Linked DNA regions of Homo sapiens: region 2 is linked to region 1. Evidence: chromatin loops called from intact Hi-C (ENCODE). Cell type or tissue: mammary epithelial cell. All regions are shown on one strand.

Region 1 (8,000 bases):
GGCGGGCAGGAGGGGTCACTGGAGGCCATCAGGCCCCCTTCCTCTCCTCTCTCAACTTTCCAGTATCAGAGTCCTAAGAACTGGGAAGAAAGAGAACTCGATTTTTCCCTCAAGTTGCAGAATTCAGGCTTCTCCCTGCTAAGTGGCTCTGAGCCCGGGCTATGAGTGTGGGACAAGCTGTCACACCCCCGGGGTCATCGTGGGGCAAGGCCATTTCCTGGCTTTGCGGGGTTCGTCTTTTGGCTTTCGTGGAGAAGGTGGGGGTGTCTGGGCCTCAGAATATTCGGTAGGCGCTAAACAAAGAAGACACCAGAACCACAGCAGACGGAGATGGCCTTCCTCTCCTCCTGGGGCTCCAGGGCTTGTCACAGAGGCCCCACGCAGTCAGGGGGAGCCACGCCAAGGACAGTCAGACCCTCTGGGAGAAATGTTTTCTCGGACCAAGAACCCTGTGGCAACCCCAAAATCATGGGGGTGGGGGCTCCCCTGATGGGGAGGACAGAGGAAGGGCAGGAAGCGTCCCAATCTGCGGCATCCCCAGCTGGCCCAGGGAGGATGACCAGGCTATTATTGTCCGGCGCTGCCTCCCCACCACGCTGGAGCTAATCCGGACCTGCTTCCGGCTCCAGCCCCAGGAGGCAGAGTCAGCGAGTGTCTTTGAAGGAGGGAGGTGAGCTCAGGGGGCCCTTCCTGCCTCCCCTGTGCTACAGGGACGTGGGACAGAACATGTTGTCCTGCTGCCGCAGTGACGGAAGCCTCGGGTTCCCTGGGGTTCGCATCTGGCAGATGGCACTGACAAAAGAGTGGCCGGGACAGGAGGCGGACGGACAGACTTGTATATTCAGCAGCTCACGCTCATTCTGGCCACCGTCAGACCCTGGGGGTAGTGGAGGGAAAGGGTTCCCTGGAGCCAGGGCTTGTCCCCAGAGAGGGTCATAATGAGGAACTGATGCCACAGGTGTGCCCTCTGCAGCTCTTTAAAAGCCACATGTCACTGACAGCATAGGAAGCAGCAGGTTGAACAAGATGCTCAAGGGAGGCCGGGGCAAAAGGCCAGTATTCCAGTCCACGAGGACAGAACACTTGGTTCTCTCAGAAATCCTGGGTTCCAGCCTCTGCTGCCCCAGTGACCAGCTGGGCAACCCTGGACAAGTAGTATAACTTCCTGGGTGACCCCGGCTCATCGTGAGATGAGGGTGCTGCCTGCCCTGCCTGTCCACGGGGCTTCTGGGAGGGTTAAGTGTGACAGTGCCTGACTACCAGGCTCGCTCTGCACACAGGCAGCAGGATTCTCACCAGCGCCCTCTCCTCTGCACCCGCCACCCTTCAGCCTCCCGATCTCCCCTCCCTGCCTCTACTCTCTCCCCTCCACCAGGCCATCTTCTGCACAGCAGCCGGAGCACTTTTCTCTAAATGTAAACCAGACCCTGTTGCTCAACTGCTCAAGCCCTCCCATGGCTTCCCAGCATACTTTTTAAATTTTTTTATTTTTTAAGACAGATTATTGCTCTGTCACCCAGGCTGGAGTGCAGTGGTACAATCTCAGCTCACTGCAACCTCCACCTCCCAGGTTCAAGCGATTCTCCTGCCTCAGCCTCCTGAGTAGCTGGGATTGGAGAAGGGTGCACCACCATGCCCAGCTAATTTTTGTAGTTTTTTAAGTACAGATAGGGTTTCATCATGTTGGCCAGGCTGGTCTTGAACTCCTGACCTCAAATGATCCACCCACCTCGGCCTCCCAAAGTGCTGGGATTACAGGTGTGAGATACCATGTGTGGTCCATTGTACTTATAATTAATCCCAATCCCAATCCCCCAGCCTGAGCTCTCGCCCCATTTTCCTGCAAGCCACCTGGCTTTCTCTGCGTTCCCGGGTTCCTCTCCAGCCCCTAGGCCTTAGCACCTGCGGTTCCCTCTGCCTGGAGCCCCCAGCACCCTCTGCCACCTCCTGAGAGCATCTCATGGCTGGCCTCTTGTCTTTTTTTTTTTTGGGACAGAGTCTTACTCTGTCACCCAGGCTAGAGTGCAGCAGTAGCACAATCTCGGCTCACTGCAACCTCCACCTCCCGGGTTCAAGTGATTCTCCTGCCTCAGCCTCCCAAGTAGCTGGGATTACAGGCACGTACCACCATGCCTGGATAATTTTTTATATTTTTAGTAGAGACAGGGTGTCACCATGTTGGCCAGGCTGGTCTTAAACTCCTGACCTCAGGTGATCCACCTGCCTTGGCTTCCCAAAGTGCTGGGATTACAGGCGTGAGCCACCATGCCTGGCCCCTGCCGGCCTCTTCTCATTCAAATCTCACCTCCTCAGGGAGGGCTTTGTGGGTGAGCCTATCCAGAGCCATCCACCCACTCCTGCCTCACTCTTAGGTCACCTGTGCTGACCCCCGTCTGCATTTACTTCATCAACTTGCTTATGATCTGTCCCCCGCACTAGGGTGGGGACCTTGCTGGTCTCACTGTTGTGTCCCTAGCATCTAGCATGGCACGGGCTCATAAGACACTCAGTATTTGTGGAATGAACAAAGCCAGAGAGACAGAGGGAAGGCAGGTGGGAAGAAGGCAGGGAGCAGAAGTAGGCTGGCTGGGAGGGGCTGGGGGTGCTGACTGTCCGTCTGCAAGGCGGGGCAAACGGTGGGGAGGACAGGGATGAGGTGTGGGGGTTTCTCAAGGCTTTATGGGGACAGCTTCTCTTTTCTGAGAATGGGCTCTCCCACTTGGGAGGGTGTCTCTGGGGACCTGGGTACCACGACCAGATCCTCAGGCGGATAAGGCAGCTGCCCCCATGCCTGCCAAGAGCCCGGATGCCAGGTAGGTCCTCTTGCAACCCCCCGTGGCCGACCTACCCCTCCCCTCCTCAGGGCCCCCTCTCCCACCTGCTTGCTGGGTCTGGCCTTGGGTGGGGGTGCTCCGAGGCCCATCCCCAGCGGCGTTGAAGGCGGCCACGCTGACCATGTAGGCCGTGTAGCCAGTCAAGTTCTTGAGCTTCACGCTGTTCTCAGCCAGGAAAAGCGTCTTCACTCGCTCTGTGAGGTTCCCCCGCTGGGCTTCCCAGAAATAAATCTGTGGGAACAGAAGGATGTGGGAGTGAGGGGGACAGGGGCAATGAGAGTCCCTCCTGTCCCTGCTGACCTGTAGTCTCAGAGACACCTTCATTGCTGTGAGTCACCTGGGAAACAGCGGAGAAGTCTTTAAGAGGCCGGGTGCGGTGGCTCACACCTGTAATCCCAGCACTTTGGGAGGCAGAGGTGGGTGGATCACTTGAGGCCAGGAGTTCAAGACTAGCCTGGCCAACATGGTGAATCCCCGTTTCTACTGGAAATACAAAAAAATCAGCCGGGCATGGTGGCAAGTGCCTGTAGTCCCAGCTACTCTGGAGGCTGAGGCAGGAAAATCACTTGAACCTGGGAGGTGGAGGTTGCAGTGAGCTGAGATCACGCCACTGTACTCCAGCCTGGGTGACAGAGCAAGACTCCATCTCAAAAAAAAAAAAAAAGAATTTAAGAACTGTTTTAGAAACCTTTCTGGAACCTTCCTTTTCACAGCCAAGACCCTGGTCTCTGCCAGACAGTAAACTCCAGGGCATGGCCCCCAAGTGTCTGTGTTTCCCGCCATGCCTGGAGGATTTACCATAGCGCTGGCACATCAGCACTTAGTACAGTTCCTGGAGGAATAAAGCAAATCCGTCCTACGGGAGGCTGAGCTGGGGAGATAAGGCAGTGTGGAGTCTATCCAGACAGAGTGTGGTGCAAGTGCTGGTGGCCTCATGTCACCTGGGAGCTGGTGAGGGATGCAGAGTCTCAGGGCCACCCCGGGCCCGCTGCACCAGCAGCTGCTGGTTAACAGGAACAAGGCCCGCTGCAGAGGAAGGCCTCGGCCAAGACGGCGGGCAGCGGGAGGCTGAATCCCAGCTGCACCGCATACAGCAGCGGGACCTGGCCAGCTGACTTCCCAGAGCTGCAGTTTTGTCGTACATTCAGTGAGGTTAAGGACACGTACTTCCTGGGGTCCGTGTGAGGGGTGCAGGTTCTAAGGGTTTCACCCAGGTACTTGGCCAGTTTCCTAAGGAACCCCGTGGCTGCAGAAGGCTTTAGGCCAGGAACACAACAGATGCTCCCTGGTGTTTTCTCTTCCTTTCTGTTTTTTGAGATGGAGTCTCGCACTGTCACACAGGCTGGAGTGCTGTGGTGCGATCTTGCTCCGCCTCACGGGTTCACGCCATTCTCCTGCCTCAGCCTCCCGAGTAGCTGGGACACAGGCACCCGCCACCACGCCCGGCTAATTTTTGGATTTTTAGTAGAGACGGGATTTCACCGTGTTAGCCAGGATGGTCTAGATCTCCTGACCTTGTGATCCGCCCGCCTCGGCCTCCCAAAGTGCTGGGGTTACAGGCGCGAACCACCAAGCCCAGCCATTGTTTTCAATCATTTCCTCTGTAGCACAGGTTAACACTTCTGCTAGTTCCAGGACTGAGGCCATCCAGATAGCGGCCAGCTGGGCCCAGCCACGTGCAAAATTGGAGGTCATTTGGCGCCCCCTGCTGGCCAATGAGGTTTCTGCATGTCACCGGCTTTTCAATTTCTCATTTCCCTGGAGGAAGCCCATAAAGTGAGAAAGAGCTAATAAAAGTGTCCCCACTGGCATGTATGGGTGGCAGTTAGGACATCTTGTTACCATGAAATCCTTGCTTTTCTCCAATCCCTCTCCCCCTTTATTATTATTTTTTTATTTGAGACAGGCCTCACTCTGTTGCCCAGGCTGGAGTGCAGTGGCACGATCACAGCTCACTGCAGCCTCAACCACCTGGGCTCAAGCCATCCTCCCACCTCAGCCTCCTGAGTGGCCAGGACTACAGGTGTGCACCACCACACCCAGCTAAGTTTTTAATTTTTTGTAGAGACGGGGTCTTGCCATGTTTCCCAGGCTGGTCTTGAACTCCTGGGCTCAAGCGATCCAACCACCTTGGCTTCCCAAAGTGCTGAGATTACAGGTGTGAGCCACTGTGCCCGGCCCTCTCTCCCATTTTATTTTATTTTATTTTATTTCAAGACAGGGTCTCATTTTGTCACGCAGACTGGGGTGCAGTGGCATGATCTTGGCTCACTGTAACCTTGACCTCCAGGTTCAAGCAATCCTCCCGCCTCAGCCCCCCAGGTAGCTCTGACTACATGAGTGCTACCACACCTGGCTATTTCTTTCGTAGAGATGGGGATTTCTTTTGTAGTGATTTCTTTTTTAGAAAGGGGGAGAGGGCCGGGTGCAGCGGCTCACACCTGTAATCCTAGCACTTGGGAAGCTGAGAGAGGGGAATCGCCTGTGCCCATGAGTTCAAGACCAGCCTGGGCAACATGGCAAGACCCCTGTCTCTACTAAAAACACAAAAATTAGCCAGGAGTGGTGGTGTGCACCTGCAGTTCCAGCTACTTGGGAGGCTGAGGCAGGAGGATGGCTGGAACCCGGGAGGTGAAGGTTGCAGTGAGCTGAGATCACACCACTGCACTCCAGCCTGGGCAACAGAACAAGACTCCATCTCTAAAATAACATAAAAATAACGAAAAGCAGATTCTTCTCATATGGATAGATGAATGAAAGCAGAGGCAGTCATGTATGAAATCATTCATTCACTCATGCATTCATACTAATGGGGGTACAACAGTTAACAAAGTTCCTGTTGGATTTGGAAAGGTCATGGCTGATGCTAAAAGTTTGCCATTATTAGCACACAGGTGGTCTTCCGTGAGTGCACACTGGGAGAATGAATGGATTCTCTTAGGTAGAGAAGAGGGCTGTGGATTGATCCCTGGGGGCCTCCAGCATTCAGTGGTTGGTGGGGAGGAAGAGCTAGCGAGGGAAGCTGAGGAAAGCAAGCATTTTGAGAGGAAGGAGAGATCCATGTGTCAAACACAGCTGCTGAGTCAGGCAGGATAAGCCTGTGGTTTGACTCGATATGAGCAACATGGGAATTATTAACAACTTTGGCAGGAAGAGCTTCGGTGGGGTGGCGGGGATGAGAACCTATTTGGAGCGAGTTCAAGGGAGAAAGAGAGCAGAGGAATCGGAGGGAGTGAGTACAGAAGATTCTTTTGAGGAATTCTGCTGTAAAGGGGCCAAAGAAATGGGTGACAACTGGAAGAAAATGTGAGGTCAGGCCAGGTGCGGTGGCTCACACCTGTAATCCCAGCACTTTGGAAGGCTGAGGCAGGTGGATCACCTGAGGTCAGGAGTTTGAGACCAGCCTGGCCAACATGGCGAAACTCTATCTCTACTAAAAATACAAAAATTAGCCGGGCATGGTGGCGGATGCCTGTAATCCCAGCTACTCAGGAGGCTGAGGCAGGAGAATCACTTGAACCCGAGAGGTGGAGGCTGCAGTGAGCTGAGATAGCACCACTGCACTCCAGCCTGGGCAACGGAGCGAGAGTCCGTTAAAAAAAAAAAAAAGTGAGGTCAGGAAAAGGCATAAAAAGAGGAAACATATCTCAGAATGCTTTTCTGCCCTGCCCGTGGGAGCTATCCACTGGGGAGGTGGAGGAGAGGAAGGGCCAATGGCTGCAGTCATGCTCTTGGGTGAGGAGTGGGTCGGGGCCTAGAACCCAGGGACAGCTGTCTTCACAAACCAGGCACTCCGGCAGGTGCATCTTGTTTGTGAGCGCTGCATTCTGCGGACCTTTGTTAGCTGATGATTCACAGTGAGAGGGACTGACACGCGTGCAAAGGACATAAAGGGACTGAGCCCAGATCCTGGTTCCCATGGGGCACACTGCTGAGCTGCATGGGGCACATTGATGGGTAACCAGGAGTCTGCCAGAATGCAGGCTCCAGCGGGCAGGCATCTCGGTCCATGTGGCCCCCTTGGGACCCAAACACCTAGAATCATGGCTGGCACATCCATGGTCCTCAATCAATATCTGCTGGATGAATAAATGCCTTATGTGGACAGGGGCAAGCATGGGAGTGCACCATTATAATCACGAACCTGCCATTTACTATGCCCAATTCTCTGCCCTTTCATTTCTTTTTTCAGCTTTATTGAGGTATAATTGACAATCTAAGATCTATATATAGCCGGGCATGGTGGTGGGTGCCTGTAATCCCAGCTACTCGGGAGGCTGAGACAGGACAATCCCTTGAACCTAGGAGGCAGAGGTTGCAGTGAGTGGAGATCACACCACTGCACTCCAGCCTGGGTGACAGAGTGAGACTCTGTCTCGAAAAAAACAAACAAACAAAAAAATCAAAAAACAAAAAAACCCCAAAAAACTGTATGTGTTTAAGGTATACAACATGGTGTTCTGATATACACATGCATTATGAAATGATTACCACAATCAAGCTAATTAACATGTTCATCATCTTTTTGTGGTGAGAACCTTCTGAGCAAATTTCAAGTGTACAATACGGTATCATTAACTATCATCACCATGTTGTACATTAGATCTAGATCGTATTCAGCCTGCTTCACCGAAACGCTGTATCCTGGGACCTTCTCCCTATTTCCCTCACTCCCTCAGCCTCTGGCAACCGCTGTTCTACTCTCTGTTCCTATGAGTTTGATTATTTTAGATTCCACATATACGCGAGGTCATGCAGTATTTGTCTTTCTGTGCTTGGTACATTTCATTTGGCATAATATCCTGCAGGTTCATCCGTGTTGTTGCAAACAGCAGGATTTCCTTCAAGGCTGGATGGTATTCCACTGTGTATAAACCACATTTTCTTCATTCATTCATCCATTCACAGACACTCAGGCTATTTCCACATCTTGGCTACTGTGAATGATGCTGAAATTAACATGGGCCTGCAGATAGCTCTTCAAGAGCCTCATTTCAATTCCTTTGGATAAATACCCAGTAGTGGGATTGCTGGATCATTGGAGTTCTATTTTTAATTTTCTGCGGAACTTCCATACCGTTATCCATAATGGCTGTACTGATATACGTTCCCACCAACAGCGTGCAAAGGTTCCCTTTTCCCCATACGCTTACCACCACTTATCTC
Region 2 (8,000 bases), 810 kb after region 1:
AATCTACAGCCATGTTTTTCCCAGACCAGAATACACAGGCCAGGGAAACAAGGAGTGGAAGTGGAAGTGACTCCTCTTACTATTTTTAAAAAATACTTTCTGTAGAGAAGGAATCTCACTATGTTGCCCAGGCTGGTCTCAAACTCCTGGCCTCAAGCAATCCTCCCGTCTCGGCCTCTCAAAGTGCTGGGATTACAGGCCTAAGCCACCACACTCAGCCACCTCTCACTATCATACCTAACAACTCTCACAGAATGTTTGTTTCCTATCCCCTCTTTAACTTTGAACTCTGCTGGTTTGGAGGTTTTAGGAACCAAAGGAGGAATGTTTCCACCAGAGACCCAGTGATTGTTCCACTGAACTGGACATCAAGGCTAACACCTGGACATTTTATAGGCTCTTTATGCTGCTGAATAAACAGGCAGAGAAGAGAATCACTTTCCTAGTTAGCAAAGAGAAACTAGTTAGCTACTATATAAAGGAGACAAGGAACCCAGGAAGTTCTCTGGTGACCCGTGTAGTACTTCCTTGTCTAAGGGAAGACTAATGGATATGGAACAGGCAATGAGAGAAGGAAGTTAATATCAACACGACCTCATAAAAACAAGAACATAGAAAGCAGGAATATTTTCTTCCTTGCCTGTTGATATGTATACATGTTTGCACTGGCACATATTAACTAATGTCTCTTCTCTCTCCTTTGCCGTTTTTATTTTATGTAAAGATTATTAGCAGTGGTTAACTTCACAATTTCATCTTTAAGTTACAAAATATTCAGATGGGACCATGACTAGTTTTGAGGGGTGATCAACATCATCTAGAAACGAGTACCATGACTGTCACTCAGAGGAGGATATAAGAGCTCTTGGGATTTTATGTCTCCTCTCTTTGAGAACACTGTGAGTGTCTTTGTACAAAAGATAATTGCATGTTATAAGGTAAAGGTGTACGTTTGTTGTTATCATTAGATGGTGTTCAGTACATGTAGATGGATGCTGAGTAGCCAAAGGGGTGGAGGACTGTGTCAGCTGTCAAGCTATCATCTCTCAACTCCGAGCTCACCCTTCTATTTATTTATTTATTCATTCATTTATTTTTATTTTTATTTTTATTTTTTTTTTGTTTTGTTTTGAGATGGAGTCTTGCTCTGTCACCCAGGCTGGAGTGCAGTGGCGCAGTCTCAGACACTGCAACCTCTGCTTCCCAGGTTCAAGTGATTCTCCTGCCTCAGCCTCCAGAGTGCCTGGAACCACAGGTGCCTGCCACCACACCTGGCTAATTTTTGTATTTTTAGTAGAGGTGGGGTTTTGCCATGTTGGCCAGGCTAGTTTCAAACTCATGACCTCAGGTGATCTGCCTGCCTCAGCCTCCCAAAATGTTGGGATTACGGGCATGAGTCACCACGCCCAGCCCGAGCTCACTCTTCTAAACTCTACGTTTTGGTGCTAAGATTGGGGCTCTGCACATAACATCTCTCCTTCGTCAACTGGCTCCTTGTTGGGTTCTGCCTGTAGGAGGACTAGAGAGAAACCAAAGGCTGGAGGAGAGAAAAGAGGCATATGCTCTTTCTGCTGGCTTATTCTTCTTGTCCCTGTCTCTCCAGCAACAGATCTCCCCCCGAGCAGCAGCAGTGCATTCCAGTAGCCAGTTTTTACTGCACAATCTCATCATGCTCCTTCAGAGATAGCAGCACCAGTCAGCCAGGCTGCAGCGTCTGAGGTCTAAACCCAGCTCCATGGGGCCTCTTCTTCAAGCTTGTAGAGTCAGATAACCACGACATCTCCCTTTTGTTCTGCCCATCCTAGGGATGATGGCTTCTTTCTCTAGTTCCTCTAACCATGCTACTTCAATGTTCTCTTTGGGCTTTTTCAGTCCTCCAATACCTGTTTAGCCAATTCTCTATATTAAATTCTCTGTTAAGATAACTGGTGTGGTTTCTATTTTCCTGACTGAACTCTGACTAATACAAGCAGGCAACTGTAATTTTTTATTATAAGCCTCCTATACAATTGGAATTTGTTTAAATTCTGCATGTATACTACTTTTTGTTACTTTTTTCCAATTCTGCAATGTAATTGCAAGGAGAGTGCAGTTACAGAGTACTGCCAGACCATTTAGAAGAAGAAACTCCTCGGCCAGGCGTGGTGGCTCATACCTGTAATCCCAGCACTTTGGGAGGCCAAGGCGGGCAGATCATGAGGTCAGGAGATCGAGACCATCCTGGCTAACACAGTGAAACCCCATCTCTACTAAAAAAATACCAAAAAAAATCATCTGGGCGTGGTGGCGGGCACCTGTAGTCCCAGCTACTCGGGAGGCTGAAGCAGAAGAATGGCGTGAACACAGGAGGCGGAGCTTGCAGTGAGCCGAGATCACGCCACTGCACTCCAGCCTGAGCGATAGAGCGAGACTCTGTCTCAGAAAAAAAAAAAAAAGAAGAAGAAGAAGAAGAAGAGCCTCCTCTACACTGGGTTGGTCATGGAAGACTTCCTGGAGGAAGTGACATCTAAACAAAATTTGAAAAACTCATTGAAATTAACCAGGCAAAGAGTGTGAGATAGTAAGCCAGGCATAGGGAATAAATAGCAAGTACAAAGGGAAGGAGGTAATAAGGCCTCATTAAGTTCAAGGAAGAGTCCGGCTGGAGCATTGCCAGTGTCAAGACGGGAGGCTGGGGAGGAGAGAGGTGATTGGATCAGAAAGGACCTCTGCAACCTTAGAGAGGAGTTGGGACATTTTCCCAGGGACTGTGAAGATCTTAGAGAGTTTCAACAGGGAAGAGGCATGACTGTATGGCCGGCAGCAGACACCCAACATCCTTGTGCCCACCTTGAGCACGCTGGCCCTTGCTCTCGGCCAAGTCACATCATCTCCAGCACTTGCCCAAACTCCACATCTCCCCCGTCTTCCCAGGCAGGCGCCTCCTCAGAACACATCTGTACTGAGTTTCCCCCTCAGAAACCTTGTTAGGACACTAGTTAGTGTGATAAACTAATTCACGGTGAAGTGTTAGCAAATGAAAATGGTTTATCGCTCCTCGGGGTATTTTCATTTTAAGGAGACTCCGTTGACAAATATTTACTGAATGGTCTATTACATGCAAGAAACTATGTAAAACTCCTAGGGGGAGTCACGGCTTGACCTAAATAAATCAGTCTCTAATGATAGAATCCTAGGCTCACCGGGAAGCATTGCAGGCAGCACACAGCCTTTCTTATCTCTGCTTAAACCACATTAGCCTCTCTCTTGATCTGCCCTCCATCCCGACCCCCACTCCTCCCCTCCAATGGGGCTGAGCAGAGGCCGTGGCCCCCGATGTTTAACTGTGACTTCCCTGAGTGGTGTTGACATTGCTGGGACTGTATTGGGGGCTCAACAGTCAATCTTCGCCCCATGTTTTGGAATCCCCAGGTCTGCCCCATGGGAAGCCAGAAGGAACTGTACTGAGGGAGCTCCATCTCCCGTCCTTGGCCACGCTCTGCCCCCACCTCCACCCAGACACACTTACGGAGGGCCTCCTGCACACCTGGCCCTGTGCCAGGAATAAGGGCCAGGGAGCAGGGGGCAAGGATGGGGAACAGCACAGAAGTCCCACACCTGCACTTCATTTCAGCACGAGATGGATTCTCCCTTGAATAGTGGAGCCTCAGGCCGGGCACTGTGGCTCATGCCTGTAATCCCAGCACTTTGGGAGGCTGAGGTTGGTGGATCACCTGAGGTCAGGAGTTTGAGACCAGCCTGGCCAACATGGTGAAACCCTGTCTCTACTAAAAATACAAAAAAAAAAAAATTAGCTGGATATGGTGGCGGGCACCTGTAATCCCAGCTACTCGGGAGGCTGAAGCAGGAGAATCACTTGAACCTGGAGGCAGAGGTTGCAGTGAGCCAAGATCGTGTCATGGCACTCCAGCCTGGGCAATAAGCGATACTCTGTCTAAAAAAAAAAAAAAAAAAGTGGAGCCTCCTCACCTGGTTGATTCTCCTCCTCTCTTTCTGTGTGTGTGTCTCTCTCTCTGCCTTCTGAGATACCAAACTAAAACAGAAAGGAGGATGAGAGGCAGGAAGGAAGGATGAATGCCGGAATGGGATGAACAGTGCTTTTCCAGCTGCTGGTCCCCCAAGTCCTCTCTCTCACCCCCTCTCTCATTGTCAGGCTCCACTCCTCCCAAGCTGGATTCCCCAGAACCACCCTCATCCCCTCCGGCCCCTCCCCACTTACCTGTTTGCAACGCCCTTCTTGGACAGCACAGGTGAGACATCCCGAATAAAGACACTGAACAAGGAAGTGGAAGCCGGAACCCTGGCGCTTTCGTCAGATTCACTGCATAGTGTCTAGAGAAGCTTACCTGTGCCTTAGCTAAGTTCCCAGGACTCACTATTCCCATCTATAAGATGGGCACAGCCCAGGCCCTGTTATCCCCCTAGGACCATCTAGACCTTCCCTCTCCGCCAGCCCTTCCCAGGCTCCCCCTTCCATCCATTAAGAAACACTGGCATCTAGTGGTTGTGTGAGGGACCTGCAGCGCAGACCCGGCTTCCAAGAACAGGGCCCATAGATGGAGAAGCCTCTGACAGCCCTATCTAGAAACAAGGAGCCCCGTATTCCATACTGCCCTCTGCAGCATCCCTCCCTCTCCCTCTGAAGAACCCCCAAGACCCCCAAACAACATGGGAGTCAAGAACCAGTGTTGAAATGGCCATGTTGCCCATCCTTGCTGAAGACCACCCAGACACCTCCCTGGTGATGAGGAGGGGAGAGAACCTGTGGATGAAACACCCCATGGCCAATCCACAAAGTGAGTCATTAGGAGCTGAGCACAAGCCCAAATTCCAGACAAATAGGACAGCTTCCTACCACGGTGGCTGCCAATCTGCCAGCCACTCCATCATGTGACCCCCCCCCCCAGACACTTAGTCAGCACTCCCAGGTGCCCAGCATCATACCAGGCTGTTGACAGTGTGTGCCTGCATGTGTGTGTGCATGGATGAGCACAGGGAGAGATGTGTGCAGAGGAAAGAAGAGGCACACAGCATGAGTCACTGGCAGACATAAGCAAGTGAACCATAAAATAATCTAAATTCATTTATTCAACACATACTTCCCAACACCTGCTGTGCACCAGAGAGAGCTGCTCCCAAGCCACCAAGGGCTCACCCCAACCCTACCACCTGACAGCTACCTGAAAATAGTCTACCCCGCACTCCTACCCTCCAGTTAACCTACTTTGCATACGTTAAAGACTGTTTTACCATTGGCTTGCATCTCTGCATCCCCTGTAGCTAGGTCTACCCCGCACTCCTACCCTCCAGTTAACCTACTTTGCATACGTTAAAGACTGTTTTACCATTGGCTTGCATCTCTGCATCCCCTGTAGCTAGCACACAGAAGGGGCCTAATATGTGCTTATTGAAGTCATTAATCCAGTCCAGCGCCTGCCAAAGCGGGAATCCCTTCTGATAACGTCACCGATGGCTGCTCTCCCAGCCCCCTCAAGGGCCACCGGTTATTCCGTATGCTGTTGTGTCCGTCAGGTTTCTGTGGCAAGGGACAGAACAGCAACTCGGATTCACTGGAGTAGAGAAGGGAGCTGCACAGGCAGAGAGAGCAGAGTTGGGTGCTGGCAGGTGCGGATTGAGGGTAAGAAAGAGAACGGAGTCAGGTGCTGGCAGGCCTGGATGACCACATCTGGTTTTCCCATCCTTTTATTCTGTTTTCCTTAGCCCCCTGCCATGCCCATATCCCCATCTCCAGACTCTGCTTCTGTTTGTTGCTGGTCCTAGCCTGCCCTTCTGCATACCAGCTGCCTTCATGCAGCAGGAGGAAGGGAGATGGCCACAGGCTCTTCCAGGCTTGCACGATCCTAGCACAGGATCCCAGAGGCTCCCTCTCCCTCTCCTGTTGAACATATCTTTTTTTTTTTTTTTTGAGACAGCGTTTTGATCCTGTTGCTCAGGCTAGAGTGCAATGGTGCAATCTCAGCTCACTGCATCCTCCACCTCCTGGGTGCAAGTGATTCTCCTGCCTCAGCCTCCCAAGTACCCAGGTAGCTGGGATTACAGGCACCTGCCACCACGCCAGGCTAATTTTATGCTTTTTTAGTGGAGATGGGGGTTTGCTATGTTGGCCAGGCTGGTCTTGAACTCCCGACCTCAGAAGATCCACCCGCCTTGGCCTCCCAAAGTACTGGGATTACAGGCGTGAGCCACTGTGCCCGGACATATCTTGAGGAATATCTAAATCTCAGGAATGACTCTGTCTGGACCAGTTCCGATCCCTGAGTCCCCACTGCCCAACCTCCTGTCCATTCTTAAGGCCTGAGAGACAGGTACAATGTCCCAGGGCACACATGTCTGCCCCTGTGGTCAAGGGGAGGGGAAAGGACACTGTTACTACCTGCCCATCAGAATTGTGTGCAATGGGAAGTAGGACAGAAGAATCTTCCAAATGAGGGAGGGTATCTTACCAGGAAGAGGGAAGGAGACATGCCGAGAAAGTGCAGTGTTTCAACAGTGTCCCCCAAAACATTCACTTCCATCTGATCCTCAGGATGTGACCTAATTTGGAAATAGGGTCTTTGCAGATGTAGTTAGGGTGAGGATCAAGCAGAGATTATCCTCTTGATAATCTCTTTGAAGGGTGTTTTGGGGGGCCAGCCGTGGTGGCTGACGCCTGTAATACCAACACTTTGAGAGGCTGAGGTGGGCAGATACCTGAGGCCAGGAGTTCAAGACCAGCCAGGCCAACATGGCCAAACCCCATCTCTACTAAAAATACAAAAATTAGCCAGGCGTGGTGGCACACGTGGTGGCTGTAATACCAGCTATTTGGGAGGCTGAAGCAAGAGAATCGCTTGAACCTGGAAGGCAGAGGTGGCAGTGAGCCGAGATCGCGCCACCGCACTCCAGCCTGAGCAACAGAGACTCTGTCTCAAAAAAAAAAAAAAAAGAAGAGATTATCCTGGATTAGGGTGGGTCCTAAATCCAGAGAGCATGTCCTTTTAAGAGACAAAAAAGGAAACACACAGACACAGGAAGGAGACCACGTGAGGATGGAGGCAGAGACTCGAGTGATGTGGCCACAAGCCGAGGGACACCAGGAGCCCCGCCAGCAACTGGGATAGGCAAGAAGGGACCCTCCCCTAGAGCCTCAGAGGGAGCACAGCCCTTCCGACACCTGGATTTCAGACTTCTGTGCTGAAGAACTGGGAGAGTATCAATTTCTGCTGTTTTAGGCCAACAAATGTGTGATCATTTGTGATGGCAGCTCTTAGAAAAGAACCCAGGAGGCCAAGACCAAAAGTCGTCCACTGTGCCATTTTCTGGGGTGGCAGATGTTTTAGGGGGCTGGAAAGCACCTGGTGGAGGTGTCAGCTCACTTCCCAGAGCCACGCCCACCAGCCGCCACTCTGCTGCAGAGACTCGGCTCAGGACCACTCCTCCCTGAACTGTCTGTCTAGAGCCTGCACACATGTGTGACATGGCAGACCCTAAAGTGTCCAGAGATTTTAGGACCTCCCCACCACCACCACCATCAACCACTTATGAGTAAACTGAGGCCCAGAGAAGCTAAACAGCCTGTCCCCTTCAGATAGTTAGAAGAATTTCTGAATACAAGGAAGAATTCTTCAGTAAAATTGATACATGACCTCTTTCTTTCTTCTTTGTTAAAAAATCTGATTAATTAGTAAAAGCTGGAGTGTTTGATAGTCACTGCTGAGAACACTGGAATCGTCAGGAAGCTAAATGCTTCTGAGCAACGGGCAAAGCGCTGGAGATCAAGCGGGCATTTTTTTGGCCTAAGATTTTGACAGGGTCAAGAGGACGTTCAACCCCTCACTGAGCCTTCGCGCTCCTTGTCTAATTTAATTGTTTGGAAGTCAGAAAGTGCAGTAGCTTTCTAGTTTCTTCTTTTCCAGGCTGAGATTTCATTCCTTGAAACATTCTTCTTTCCTTGATACAGTTTGCAAGGCCTCCACCTTGCTGGCAAGCAATCTGTGCAC

What was found. A loop is a pair of places that touch in the nucleus more often than their neighbours do. Peaks named below come from ENCODE experiments on the same cell type or tissue, not always from the same donor. Only the 100,000 strongest peaks of a DNase experiment are listed, where the experiment ranks them.
Region 2: it touches region 1 in a loop (16-fold over the local background); 3 of 110 quality-filtered maps call a loop at or near these places.

The regions. Positions count from the first base shown.
Region 1 is chr17:73,365,529-73,373,528 of GRCh38, forward strand. SDK2 (sidekick cell adhesion molecule 2) reads right to left here. Exons shown (of 45, transcript NM_001144952.2): 37 at 2,879-3,065. Among named protein-coding and RNA genes, the nearest start is that of CDC42EP4, 58 kb to the left of the region's middle. In mammary epithelial cell, a CTCF peak has its summit at 4,541 (motif pointing left); a DNase peak (open chromatin) is centred at 5,953.
Region 2 is chr17:74,172,385-74,180,384 of GRCh38, forward strand. No RefSeq gene overlaps it. Among named protein-coding and RNA genes, the nearest start is that of RPL38, 27 kb to the right of the region's middle. RefSeq lists an enhancer at 7,583-8,000. In mammary epithelial cell, a CTCF peak has its summit at 4,500 (motif pointing left); a DNase peak (open chromatin) is centred at 4,907; H3K27me3 peaks cover 126 bases.